Regions from separate parts of the Homo sapiens genome. Here region 1 is linked to region 2. Evidence: read pairs that join two places in POLR2A ChIA-PET (ENCODE). Cell type or tissue: OCI-LY7. All regions are shown on one strand.

Region 1 (2,500 bases), 250 kb after region 2:
CCATTTCTAAAGATTTCTAGTTGCACACCAACTCTGTTCCAGGGGCTGAGATTCTGCAGGCCCTCAGGAGTTTGGAATCCTGTTCTCTAATAGCAATGTGACTACAGGTAATCCACTGGCATTCTTATCTTCTTCTTCAAGAACCCACAGGTCAATCTGCATATGTCACAGATACCTCTGAGGCACCTGCTATCTACCCCTTGGGTCTCCACCCATCCCCAGCATTTTTCTCTGTCAACAATAGAAATGGCACATCACAGTCACATTCCCTGACTACTGGAGGCTTACAGAAGCAGTGACTATTCCCAGGCTGCCAACTAGAACCAGCCCCCACTGCTGCCTCTGACGTACACAACTTGACACACTCCTACGGCCAATGCCACCGACCCACATTCTAGCATGGGCTGAGCCCTGGCCTCGGCTCAAAGCATCATGTTTGCAAAAGAGCATGAGGAAGACTCTCTGAGAGGTTGGGATGGAAGACAAACAGGTTGAATGCTGCTTTATGCAAACCAAAAGCTCCACCTCTGTGAATTTCTGTTTTTGAAAAATTGTCACCTCCAGAAAAGGAACAGGGAGCTGCAAGTGCGTCACTTGTGTTGGCCTCCCCCAAGCCTCACCACTCTTCTGGAAGGAAAAGAAGAGAAATCCATGCAAATGGTCTCATGCCATCTGAAACCTGGACCCTGCCAGGTAGAATGCCTAGGGCTAGGAGCAGTGATTTAAATTTCATAACCCCAGGACACAGGGTCCTCCATCTGCAGCTCCCAGGAGTGTCCTTGCCATGCGCTTTGGGGGTCTTTTCCTTCACAGTCCACCAGGCTGCATAGGACTTTGATTTGAAGCTATAAATAAGGTTGGAATGCACATGAAATCTAGGTTCCAGAACATGTAGCAATCTGCCTTCTATAGAACTTTATTTTTAGACCTCATTTACTAAAAGGAGAGATTCCTCGTAGCATCTCTAAAGTACAGCTAATCCTATGAGAGCCCTTTTCTTCTTTCACAAAAGATGTTTATAGCAGGAAGCAGAGATGTGAGGCTGGTAGAAGGCCCAACTCTGAACCCAGCAACTAAATAAAAATAATGATAATAATGGCAATGATTAACATTTAATAAGCATTTACAATGACAGGCACTATTCTACTTGTTTCACATACATTACCTCATTTAATTCTCAAACAGCCCAATCAAGTAGGTAATATTATTATTCCCATTTTATAGATGAGGGAACTGAGGCATAGAGAGATTATGAAACTTGCCCAACATCATATACCTAGTAAGTGGCCAGAATTCAAACCTAGGCAATCTGTCAGGCTTGACATGTTCGTTTTTAGCCAGCCACTGCCTCTCAACAAACAGAGCACTGAGGCTGTGCTGCCCTGGGCTCAGCCATTAGGGAGCACCACAGGCCAACTCAAAGGCCAGCAACACCTCTGCTGCCAGATCTTTCCTCCTCTGAGTGTGGTCTGACAATCAGCAGCATTGGCTGTGAAACACCCAGGAGTCTGTTGAAATGCAGAATCTCAGGCTCTAACCCAGACCTCCAAAATTAGAATCTGTATTTTAGCAAGATCCCCTGGTGATTCATTTGCATATTAAAGTTTCACAAGCACTACTCTAGAAAACTGAACTTTACTTCTAGTCTCTGTTACAAGTTGCCTTTCTTTGCTTCTAGTTTGTTTGTACTAAACTTTCTCTCTTGAGCATCCATATTTCTGCCTCCCCTTTGGCCTGCTAGAAATGCTCTGCTTCTTCCAACTTCCCTCCCGAGTCAACCCGGGAAGGGAGGGCTCAGGACAGCCACCACACGGAGGCAATAGACAGGGATGTGAGGAGGGTCCCCAGTATCTCCAGACTCCAGGCAGCCAGAGAATGCAGAGAATGAGAAGCCACCACTAGGGTACTACCTTTGAGGCCTGCCAGGTGACAGCTGTCCCTCACATTTGGAGCAGTGCTGCGACTGGGCAAAGGCTCAGTGGGCAGGTATATGCATTCTTTCACCAGAGAGAACCTTGGGCCTTCTGTGGTCCCTTAGAACCCTCCTCTTTACTCCAATTTCTCTTTACTCCAATGAGGGGACTCTGAAGGAAACTGGCCTGGGCATTGGAGATGGTGGTGTTGGGGGCTGGCACTTCACCCTTGGCAGCTCTTAGCTGAGCTCACATGGCCAAAATTCAGAGCACATGGTCCTGGGAGAGCAAAGCTTACCCTTTGGATTAGACAACATGTGCAACTGAATTACATTATTATGTAAGTGCTCTGGAGCCAGAGGCAGGCAGAACTGGAGAAAACCAGACTGGGATTTCCAAAAATATAGAGAGGACACTATAACTCAGGGACTCTACAAGGCTAGCCTTTTAGAATAAAACAAGCAGATCCTTTGATTAAGTACTCATATTTAGGGAAGGCCTTCTCTAGGAATGGCTGATCCTGTGTTGAGGAATATTTTATTTATTTGTTGTTAATGGGGGGAGGGAGGATAACAGTGAATTCTTTT
Region 2 (2,500 bases):
ATTTGGTGCCTGATGTTTTCTTATGGTAGTTGTTATTTTCTTTCTATATTTAATTGTCATAAGCTACCTATGTTGAGCCTAGAAACTGAGCCTGAGAACAAGTTGATTATGAGAAAAGGTACAATGATCTCCTCAGATTTGAGGAGTTTTGGGGTAAATAATTGAGTTAATATATCCATTAGAATGTATATATGTATCTGTCTTACGAATGTCTCTATCTTATAAGTGAAACCAGTAAATGAGGTAAGGGGAAAGATCATTAAGTGTAAAATATAATTAACTTTGTTCATTCACTACTGATCAGGATCTGAACGTTTTTGGTCTTTGATCCTTGATATGTTTTTTTCTGTGATTCAACAAATGTATTTGTAATAGCTTACCAAAACATTCTGAATATGGTATATGTTACCCTTAGCAAGAATTTAAGTTAAAGTAGCATAATGGCTCCTATTAACTTTTTGTTCTCACTAACCCAGCTGTACCATTTGATAAAGGTCTAGTAGGTGAATAGGTGTGTTTACTATAGGTGAATTGGTGTATATTTTATTTTGTCCCTGTTCCTAAAACATTGTATCTCATTTCTGAGGAGAAATTCCAACGAGTTTTTTAAAAAATAAAGTGGTGTACTTTGGCTCGACAAATATTTTTAAAACTAAGCAATTTTATAATGGGTTGTATAGTTATCTTTCAATTAAATAATTGTAATCTTACTTTGCAATAGAGTGACCAGTAGGTAAAGCATTATAGTTTTAAAATTAGCATAGCAAATATATAGTATTAAGTTTTCTTTACTTTAGCTCTTTGCAGAATCTGTAAAAGTTGTTTCCGTTGGTTGAATGGAATTGTGGAAACTTTAGAAGTATATTTCATTTTGATAAATATGTGTTAGAAAGAGATTCTACAAGCGTTTGGGGGTTGAGTTAAAGAATTATACAATTTTGAAAATCAGTTTGTCCCTGCTTAATTTGTAAAAAGTGGTGCTGTATGTGACGGGGGTGCAGTCCCATTTCAGCTCTGCAGGACCCTGTCCAGCCGGTGGTGCTCCTGTGTAGAGATGCCGCCGGTGATTGCCCAGACTCCCTGTGTTGCCTTTCCTCTCCTGCTTCTCTGCTTACCCTCTTGATGGTCTCTTTCCGTCCCCTGCCTGTTATTCATCCTTCCCTTCAAGCCACCACTGTTTTATTTCTATTTCTCTTAAAAACAAAACACTGTTGTAATTATTAGTTTTTAAACAGGGAGATACTGAGCTATTATCAAAACCTTAAGCTTTAACAGTTTGTGGGGATACCCCCTACTTTGGGCCCTCAGCTGGAATTTGGAGAATGGATAGCTTAAAATCACTTGCACAGTAACTGAATATTTGTAAAATACTTTATATCTGGACTAAGAGAGAGAATAGAAAAATACCTTTTTACCTCAGAAATTGCTGTATTTTCTGGTTGGGGTGAGATAGAGGCAAAGTTGAGGAAGAGGCAGGCATGTTACTTAACTAAAATAAGCATTAATTTATTAGACTGCTCTCTAGTCTCATGGACCTAATTGGAGAATTAAAAAATGGAAATTTTGGTGTTGTGAATTGCTAAAATATTTTGATTTATTAATTGAGAAGACTAGGCTTTCTTTCCTTGATTTGTAAATACAGAATACCACTGATGCCTTATTATATATTGATCTTTTACATGTCATTGGTTGATAGTTGCAAAGTAGCAGACCCTTTCCTTTTTAGATTTCTCCTAGTGGTTTTAAATTGTTAACATAATTGTTTGGTAAGAAAAATAAAACTTGGAAATTAATTATGGTTACATGTTGAGTTAATGTCTCTGCTGGATTTAAAATCAGTAGCTCCTGGTTAGGTGTAGTGGCTCATGCCTGTAATCCCAGCACTGTGGGAGGCCGAGGCTGGTGTATCACTTGAGCTCAGGAGTTTGATACCAGCACAGGGACAGGCGTGGTGGCTCGCGCCTGTAATCCCAGCACTTTGGGAGGCCGAGGCGGGTGGATCACAAGGTCAGGAGTTTGAGACCATCCTGGCCAACATGATGAAACCCTGTCTCTACTAAAAATACAAAAATTAGCTGGGCGTGGTGGCACATGCCTGTAATCCCCGCTACTCAGGAGGCTGAGGCAGGAGAATCGCTTGAACACAGGAGTCAGAGGTTGTAGTGAGCCGAGATTGCGCCACTGCTTCCAGCCTGGCGACAGAGCGAGACTCCGTATTTAAAAAAAAAAAAAAAAAGAGGGAGACCAGCACGGGCAACATGGTGAAACCCTGTTTCTACAAAAAATACAAAAATTAGCCGAGTGTGGTGGCATGTGCCTGTAGTCCCAGCTATTAGGGAGGCTGAGTTGGGTGGATTGATTAAGCCTGGTAGGTCGAGGCTGCGAGGCTGTGATTGTGCCATGCCACTGCACTCCAGCCTGGGCAACAAAGCGAGACACTGTCTCAATCAGTCAATCAGTTCAGTAGCTTCTAAGATCTATACCAGGCATTTCATCTATT

What was found. ChIA-PET counts read pairs that join two places held together with the same protein. Peaks named below come from ENCODE experiments on the same cell type or tissue, not always from the same donor. Only the 100,000 strongest peaks of a DNase experiment are listed, where the experiment ranks them.
Region 1: POLR2A ChIA-PET joins it to region 2 with 8 read pairs; 2 of 35 experiments call an interaction of 5 or more read pairs at or near these places.

What each region holds. Positions count from the first base shown.
Region 1 is chr11:45,851,896-45,854,395 of GRCh38, reverse strand. All of the region lies in intron 1 of CRY2 (cryptochrome circadian regulator 2), which reads right to left. Among named protein-coding and RNA genes, the nearest start is that of CRY2, 5.7 kb to the right of the region's middle. RefSeq lists an enhancer at 1,658-1,797 and a silencer at 1,784-2,078. In OCI-LY7, a CTCF peak has its summit at 1,382; a DNase peak (open chromatin) is centred at 1,475; H3K4me3 peaks cover 1,231 bases; H3K27ac peaks cover 1,119 bases.
Region 2 is chr11:46,101,596-46,104,095 of GRCh38, reverse strand. The region is part of intron 1 of PHF21A (PHD finger protein 21A); the gene reads left to right. Among named protein-coding and RNA genes, the nearest start is that of PHF21A, 19 kb to the left of the region's middle. In OCI-LY7, no CTCF peak of the experiment used is centred here; no DNase peak of the experiment used is centred here.